Linked DNA regions of Homo sapiens: all the other regions are linked to region 2. A link is a contact called in ENCODE Hi-C or POLR2A ChIA-PET data. All regions are on one chromosome and are shown on one strand. Each heading gives the region's core, a stretch centred on a gene start or an enhancer-like site at or near the end of the contact. The rest is flanking DNA. Distances are from core to core; before and after follow the strand shown.

Evidence for each region. Hi-C counts contacts between places; a loop is a spot of excess contacts on that map. ChIA-PET counts read pairs that join two places held with the same protein, here RNA polymerase II (POLR2A). Pooled maps may share reads with other maps.
Region 1: a loop to region 2 is called in a pooled map, with 6 times the contacts of the local background. The contact joins the promoter of NACC2 here to the promoter of BRD3OS in region 2. A Hi-C loop is called at or near these places in 5 of 50 pooled maps.
Region 3: a loop to region 2 is called in a map with no recorded cell type, with 34 times the contacts of the local background. The contact joins the promoter of C9orf163 here to the promoter of BRD3OS in region 2. A Hi-C loop is called at or near these places in 7 of 37 single-sample maps with no recorded cell type and 11 of 50 pooled maps. POLR2A ChIA-PET finds 5 or more read pairs at or near these places in 1 of 52 experiments (A673).

Annotation. Positions count from the first base shown.
Region 1 is chr9:136,093,902-136,096,601 of GRCh38, forward strand. NACC2 (NACC family member 2) reads right to left here and starts at 1,388. Exons shown (of 6, transcript NM_144653.5): 1 at 1,288-1,388. RefSeq lists an enhancer at 1-95 and silencers at 1,301-1,430, 1,751-1,850.
Region 2 is chr9:134,024,151-134,026,850 of GRCh38, forward strand. It overlaps BRD3OS (BRD3 opposite strand), which reads left to right and starts at 1,331. Exons shown (of 3, transcript NM_001355256.2): 1 at 1,331-1,386; 2 at 1,695-1,940; 3 at 2,058-2,700. The coding sequence starts at 2,598. RefSeq lists silencers at 765-894, 1,205-1,624.
Region 3 is chr9:136,482,099-136,484,812 of GRCh38, forward strand. C9orf163 (chromosome 9 putative open reading frame 163) reads left to right here and starts at 1,397. Exons shown (of 1, transcript NR_172629.1): 1 at 1,397-2,714. It overlaps SEC16A (SEC16 homolog A, endoplasmic reticulum export factor), which reads right to left and starts at 942. Exons shown (of 32, transcript NM_014866.2): 1 at 840-942. RefSeq lists enhancers at 90-835, 1,581-2,325 and silencers at 565-884, 1,115-1,224, 1,295-1,474, 1,625-2,054.

The DNA.
Region 1 (2,700 bases), core at 138-2,637, 2.1 Mb after region 2:
GAATGCTGAGCTGAGTGTCCCACTGGAGAACAGGAGGGAAGGAGGTCAGGAGCCTGCCAGACGAAAAGAGGGGTGGGTGAGAAGAAGGGGCGACCTGGAGGGACACGGACTCTGGCAGGAGAGTGCGGCCGCGCTGGCGGGCGGGAACACCAAGGTGCACGCGCTCCCGGAGGCAGCTCCACGGGATGGGAGTCCGGGCTGCCTTGGGCACCCCCGGGTCAGCACCCCCGCCACACACAGGAAGGAACGCGCAGCAGAGAACACAGCTCAGGGCACCCAGCGGCCCAGGGAGACGGGCCCACCAGCACGTGGGTGAAACACCTCCAATCCGGAGGCCCCGCGCGGGGGTTGGGGGAGGGAGTGGAACGGCCTGGGAGGCCAACTCCAGGGACCCGGCCTCGCGGCCTTCAGACCCACAGGTTTAAGCGGCTCCACGACGAGAGTCCAAGACCAAACTTCCCCCAGAGCCTGGCAGAGGGGCTGGGAGGTGACCTCTGACCTCCGACCCCACACGATCCCAGCAAGAGAAGCAGGAAACTCCGTCGGAAGGCCTCGGTCCGCCCTGGCCGTGCGGGGTGCGCGGCGGGCCCCGGGCTCCGCTGAGTTTCTTAGAGAAGGAGCTGGGGCCCCCCGACCTCAGCTCCGCAGAGGCACAGAAGCTGGCAAGAGGCAGAGCCCCCTCCCCCTGCGGCCGGACCCCAGTTTCTCCCCAGGCTGGGGCCCGAGTGGGGGAGGCGCGGGAGGCGGTGACGACCCACGAACGGGCCCACCTGGACCGGGAGGGCGAGGCGCGGGCCCGGCTGGGCCAGGCAGCTGCGCAGATGCGCCGGGAGGGGTGGGTACCTCCGCCCTGGCCCCGGGCCAGTCCTGCCCCGGCTTCCCCACCCGGAGGGCTGGATCGGCCAGTCGGGTCCCTGGGGAGGCCGCGCGGGTCCCCAGAAATCCAGGGAAACCCAGCAGGCGGCGGGGAGCGCCCCGGGACGCCCGGAGCCGGGGTCTCCCCGAACGCGCGGCGCGGCGTCCCGGCCCGGGGTCGCGGGCGCCTCCGCCGGGACCCCCCGGCCCCGCCCGGCCCCCCTCCGCGGGCTCCCGAGGCCGGTTCCCGCGCGCACGCCCGGGCCGGCGCGGAACTCGGCCGCACCCGCCCCGCGCGGCCGGCACTGCGGCAGGGGGCTCGCGCCAAGTTGGGCGGCCGCGGAGTTTGCGGGAAGTGCGGGCCCGGCCCGTGGGACGACCCCGCCCGGCGGCGTAACCCGGGGGCGGCCGCGCGCGCCAAGTTGGCGGTACCTGCGGGCGCCCGGCCCGGTCCGGCCTGGGCAGCTGCGGCGCGCCGCCCGCGGCAGGAAGTGCTTGGCGTCCCGGCGCTCCGGCTCCCATGGACTTTCTCCGACCTCGCCCAGCACCGGCGGCCGCACCGCGGCGGGGGCGGGGCGGCGGCGGGGGAGGTGCCCGCGGGCCGTTAAAGGGACAGCGCGCCGGCCGCGCGCGCGCGCGCACTGGCAGCCAGGTGGGCTCCCGGGGTCGGGGCTGGGGTCCGGGGGCCGGGAGGGTCCCCAGTGGGGGCCGGCGGGGCGTGGGGAACCCCGAGCGCTGGGGAGGGGAGGCGGCAGCTCCTCGCCCCTCGCGCGTCCTCCTTCCGGAGCTGCCGGCGGTCGACCCTGCGCGGGACACCCGGCGGGAGCCGGACGCCGCGGCGCAGAGGACGGAGCTCGGCGGCCGGGTCGGGAAAGGACCTGGAGCGCCGCCCTCCGCCCTCCCCGGGCCCCGGCCTCGGCCGGACTCGCTAAGCCCGGGAGAGCCCCCGGGCCCCCCTACCCCGCCCCCGGCGCGCGCCCTGCCCGCGGCAGTCGCGTCCGCACGGTGCAGCCTCCGGGATCCGGGCGGGGGAAGTGCGCGCATCCGCAGCCGCCCTGGACGCTCAGGCGGGCCGTGAAAGACGAGGATACGGGAGCGCCCTTGGGCGAACGTCTGCGGGGCTCCGGCGCCCGTCCCTGCGGCCCGGGAACTGCAAGCTGCCTGGACTGGGCCTGGCGCTGCCTTCAGGCCTGGTGTGATCCGGGCGCACTGGGGCGTTGACAGTCATTCCGGCACCGGCCACGCAGCTCTCCATCTGCCCAAGGCCACGCTCCTGAGGACAGAGGTGCAGTTTTAAAACAAGGGCACGGAAATAAAACGGCCACACACCCGGAAAGACCCAGAGACCCCTCCTCAGCTGCCCCCTAACCTGGGGCCTGAGGTCAGGACAGGCTGCAGTGGTCCTCAGAGGCTAAGCCAGCCTCACTCCCACAGCACGCTCAAGGGTCCTTGCAGGAGAATGGAGTGATACCGCCTCAGTGGTCCCGAGCGAGGGCGCTGGGAGAAGGGTTGAGAAGGAGATGGCCACCAGCATCCCAGAGAACGCCTTTGGGGCTCTGGGGATCAGAAACCTGGGGCTACAGCCCTTCTGGCACAGTCAGCCAAGGTCATTCCCTGGACAAATCATCAGAAGCTTGGCCAGGTTCTTGTCACCCCAACCTCAAGCTAGGCCCTTGATCTTGGCCACAGACTGGCCCTTGACCCCAACTTTAGGTTCTATTCAGCTCTGCGTCCAGAACACACACACACACACACACACACACTTCACTCCCTGGCTTGCCTTGTATGGGGGTGAGTATGGAACCCCGCAGGGACTCTGGGCTCTCCCCACAGAGTCCCATCTAG
Region 2 (2,700 bases), core at 81-2,580:
CAGGAGGCTGAGGCAGGAGAATCGCTTGAACCTGGGGGGCGGAGGTTGCAGTGAGCTGAGATCGTGCCACCACACTCCACCCTGGGTGACAGAGTGAGATTCCCTTTCAAAAAAAAAAAAAAAAAGAATGTGCGTTCCACAGCTGTGGGCTTAGTGCTCACACTAAGCATCTTCCTTGGATGTCTGTTATGCTTATTTTCTTTTTTTTTAGAGATGGGGTTTTGCTGTTTCGTCCCAGCTGAAGTGCAGTGGCATGATTATGGCTCACTGCAGCCTCGAACTCCTGGCTCAAGGGATCCTCCTGCCTCAGCCTCCCAAGTAGGTGGGACTCAGAGGTGAGCCACCACACCAGGTTCCATTATGCTAGTTTTCTTAATTGGCATTGGAGAAAACCATAAAATTAGGGGAAAAGGGTAGATACTAAAAGAGTGCTATTGGAGTATGATTGGAGGTGGAGTGAGAAAAGGAAATAGACCTTGCTTTCATGGGGCTGTTGAGGAGTCCAAATGAGCAGTATAGAGGCCTGGCTTGGTTGGATGAGATGGAGAAATTCAAGACCTATTTTTGAGATAGTAAGCCCGGACATTTAATTAATTAAAAATAATTGTATCAATTACTGAGAGTAAGAATACTAATAAAAGCAGTAACAGCAGTGGCAAAAGTAACCACACAAGCAGAAATACGAAAACCAAGATGATAAGACCATACAGTCCGGCAGTGTCTTACTAACAGGGTTGTGGGCGTCCCACTCCTTCTCTTCATCCTCCTCCAGCTCCTCCTCCACGTCTTCCTCCAGCTCCTGCTCCTCTTTCTTTTCCAGTACCTCCTCAGCCCCTTCTCCTCTGCCAGCCCCTCCTCCCACCTCCGCTCCCAGCCCCTCCTCCTTTCCCAGCCCCTCACCATCCAGCCCCTCCTCCTCCATCTCCTCCTCCTCTCTCAGCTCCTCCTCCTCCCCCAGCTCCTCCTCCTGCTCCTCCTTCTCCTCCACTCCTCCTTCTGCTCCTCCTTCTCGTTCAGCTCCTCCTCTCCCAGCCCCTCCTCCTCCTCCAGCCCCTCCTCCTCATCCAGCCCTTTCTCCTCTCCCAGCCCCTCCTCTCCCAGCTCCTCCTCCTCCTCCCTCCTCCTCCTCCAGCCCCTCCTCCTCCAGCCCCTCCTCCTCCAGCCCCTCCTCCTCCTCTTCCAGTTCCTATTCGGGGCGGGCCCAGCCCCTCCTCGCGGAGCGATCGATGGCTTGGGCTCGTCGCACACGCCTGCCCAGCCTCTGCGCTCGGCTCGCCAGGCCTGCGGCGCTGCCATGGAGACACGGCCCAGCGGCCGCCGGCCCCGCCCTGGGAGCCCCGCAGTGCGTCGCGCCGCTGCCCGCATCTCCGAGGCCCGCGACGAGCGGTGACTGGGGCGGGCGACGTGGGGGACCCGGGGATGCGGGCAGACGATAGGGGGCTGGAGGATGGGGCGACCCAGAGCGCGCGGGGTCTGGGGCGCGGGGATGGGGGCCGCGGGCCACGCGACGGGGACCCCAGGGTGCGCGCAGGTGGCGGGGACGCGCGATGGGGGCCCGGGAAGCTGAGGCTGACCTAGCGCAGGCATCCCAGGAGGGGAGGTCCCTGACGCTGCGCAGCTGGGAAGGCGTTCGGGAGTGGGTTGCGATGCTTCCCTGTTTGTTTTCTCCTGACATCGTTTTTGTTTGGGTCCAGGGGCCTCACGGGAGCTGGATGCTCGGAGCAGCAAGGCGGCCCTGGGGGCCCCTTCCGGTCCCGGGGCTGACGCCTGGCGGCGTCTCCGGGAACCCGCGCCCTTTCAAGCGCCGCTGGCTCCTGTTTCACAGATGGAGACCCTGAAGCCCCAACAAGCAGCCTCCCCAGCACCTCCCAGTGACTGAAAAAGCTGGCACTGGGCGCCCGTCTCACTCTCCACCCAGCTCCCAGGCTGCCCCACGGGACGTAAGTAGCTCGATCTAGGCCGCTGACCCCCAGAGACTTGATGCTGCGCTGCAGACTGCCGCCGCTGCCGGGGCGCTTGACTTCCCCTCTCCTGACAGCACGTTCGTTCCTTTGCAGCAGCACCTTTGGGGAGAGACGAGACCTGAACAAACGCTGGGGCTGGATCCCCAGGGTGGGTCAGAACAGCCGTTGCCCTGAAAGCTGGCCCGGACAGATGCGTGCGGGGCGTGCCACCGGAGCTCCTTCCAGCTTGCGTCTGGGGCCACCATGTCCCTTCCTCAGGGCACTGGATCCATCTCTTCAAGCTCAGTGGTCCAGGCCATGGTGGCAGAATCACCCCCCAGGGTGTGACGCCTCGTCCCTGTCAATTCCACACAGCTGCACCCGGAAGAGCTGTGGCCGGGCGCCGCTCTGACCTGTGTGCGGTCCCCTGAATGGGTCTCAGGTGTCTTCAGAATGGTGAGGCCGCCTCATTTCCTCACCACACAACCCTCCTGAGGACGTTGCCTGCAAATGGGCGGAATTCCTAATTTCTACCATTCAGTTAAACGAGGGATCCTTAAGCCCCAAAGCTGGGAAAGCTGTCCGTTAATTTAGTGCGCGTGGGCCGTCTCAGAACAGCAGGGTTCCCAGGAGTCCAGCGGGACGGGGGAGGGGATGAGTGGCCGTGTCCCCCTGGCAGAGAAGGCCTTGTCTGAAGGCTACGCCCGCCTCCGGTACAGGGACACCTCCTTGCTCATCTGGCAGCAGCAACAGCAGA
Region 3 (2,714 bases), core at 147-2,646, 2.5 Mb after region 2:
GAAAGACACGCTATTTTGCCTCTTGTCTACAAGATACCAGCACCTGAAACTTAAGAAAGGGGATGAGGAAAAAACGCAGGGAGGCTGCATTGTGCTGAAACTTGCAAAAGTATCACTTCTAGGAAGAACCGTCTGCGGTTCCGTTTGCTTCGTATTGCCACATGGGGGATGGGAAATACCTCTTTGGTTAACATCGGCATCACACATGTAAAACAAAATCTTAATATACAATCCACACCCAACTTACAAGCCATTTAAAAGTGTTCTTAAGCGGCAAAAACTGACTTTAAATGGCTCTGATGTTTCTGAAGGCTCTACTGTAACACTTCCATCACAAAGGGGCGAGCCGGATCACACACACTCCTCTAACCCTCGGCCTCTGTTGCAACATCCTGATCGCCCAATCAAGAAATTACAAACAAACAACTCTGCTCTTTGGTTCAAATGTAAATGTGTCTCTTCACCAGCATCGCTAAGGAAGCCTTCTAGCCGGTGAGGACAAGACACGCTCATTTGAAAAGTTAAGAGTCTTACGAGGGGTGCCTGGGGGTCCAGCCTCCCGCCCCGGGAACCGGCGTCACCGCAGCCCAGCCGGGTCCACGTCAGTCCCTCGAGTCCCACGGCGGCCCGCGCCGCGTCCGGCCTTCCGCTCTGGCCCGGGGGCCCGGACGTCTGTCCCCTCGACCGGCCCCGGCGGGACCCGAGATGCACCGCCCGCTCGGGGCTGGGCCCAGCCGCCTCCTCTCCTCCGCGCCCCGACCTCCACGGCCTGGCTCCGCCGGCCGGCCTCCGCCTTCCTCCTCCCGCGCTCGCCCCCTCACCCGCGCTCGCCCCCTCACCCGCGCGGCTGAGACCGATCCCTCAGGAGCCGCGGGCGAAAGCCCACCCGACGCTGGCGACGAGCACAGACACCTCAGCCGCCGCAGCCATCTTGGCACATCCGGCTCGGGTCTCCGCGGCCGCCGCGCCGCCGACGTGTCCGGCTTACGACATCAGCGCGCGCCCCGCCCCTGGCCCCGCCCCTCGGCTCGTCGGCCCAGACGCGTTCTCTTTCAGCCCTTCACAGCCCATCCCTCGGCCCCGCCCCTCGCCGGCGTCCGTCCTCCCCGCCTCATCCCTCTGTCCCGCCCCCTCTGCCCCCGCCCCTCGCCGGCGTCCGTTCTTCCCCGCCTCATTCTTTCGTCCCGCCCCCCGCCCGTCTTCCACGCCTTATCCTGTAGTTCCCGCTCCCCTTGGCCCCGCCCCTCTTCCGTCGTTCCTCGCCTCATTCTTTCGTCCCGCCCCCTTAGCCCCGCCCGTCGTCCGTCTTTCTCCGCCTCATCCTGTCGTTCCCGCCCCTTTGGCCCCGCCCCTCGGCCGTCCTTCCCCGCCCGTGGCCCCGCCCCCCTCCGGCGTCCGTCTGCCGCCTCACCGCTTGGCCCCGCCCCTCGCCACCTGCCCGGCCAGGCGCGCCGGGGCCGTCCCAGTACGTCGCCCTGTTTACGCTGGCTCTTTCTCCCAGTCTTTTTTCGTTTTAAGATGTGAGAAGAGATGGGATTCTTCAATCAAGGCCACAAGCGGGAAATCAGTCTGCAGGACCGATGCCAGCAGGCTCACGCACCGAGAACGGCTACTCCGCCCAGCTGAGAAGCGCGGGGCCCTGACGCGGGCGCGCTCCTCGCATTCTTCCGTTGGGCTGGGAGGCTGGAGGGCAGGCGGCGGCGGCCGCGCATGCGCCGGGAGCGGCCGGAGCTGCGGGACGCGGAGGGCCGACTGCGCCTGCGCGCTGGTTGCCTGGTTACGGCGTGGCCGCGGGCACCGAGCGGCGCCGGAAGTTGGTCGATGGCTGCCGCCAGTCCCTGGCCAGCGTCCTGGGGTTTCCCCGACGCATCCTCTACTGTCCCTTCGCTCTGCACAGAGGCCCGGGCAGGGAGGGGCGGCCCGGCCACCGCGCGGAGCCGGGTGTCCGCCGACTCGCAAGGGGGACGCGCGGGCTCCTCGTCCCCAAGCTCCGCCCTGCGCCTTTGCTGCGCCGGGCCCTCCCAGGCCCACCCTGGCCCCAGCCCTGCTGTCCTCCCGGGGAGGTGCGGCCTACTCGGTTCGTTCCCCCGGCCGCCAGCCCCACAGGGGCGCTGGGGTCCCAGCCTTGGCTGAGTGCACGTCGGTGGCGAGTGGGCCCGGGCGCTCGGGCGGCCAGAGCGACCCAGCGGAGGGGTGAGGCGGGTAGGCGCTCCTGTGCCTGCCACGGCCAGGCCAGGCAGCATCCACGCCCTCCCGCGGAAGATCGCAGGGAACAGGTGGGCACTATCCTCTGTGCCCTCATTTTTCGGAGGAGCCGAGGGAGGCTGAGCGGTTGAGGAAGCGGCCAGCCATGCCGGGCCCACTCACCTGCACACCTGCCTGGCAAGGGCAGGGAAGAGCCGCGGCCTTCCTCTGCTGCTCCTTCCAGAGGGCAGGCGCCGTGGTGGGGGTGCCCGCCCGATGGCATCGCGGGAGGCTGAGCTCCCAGCAGCGGCTGAGGTCCTCCCTGGGTGGGAGCCACCCTTGTCCCCAGCTGGGCCGGCGGCTGGTGAGGGAGGGGGTGATATCCGTGCCACGCCAGCAGGGCCGCAGGCGGTGCAGGGAGAGCTTCAGTCCGGCTGACGTGGCACCAGGGCCAATCTGCTCAGCTAACATTTGCCTTTCAGGAGTCAGATTCCTGACCTGTTTGAACAGAGTTAGGGAGCACGTGGTAG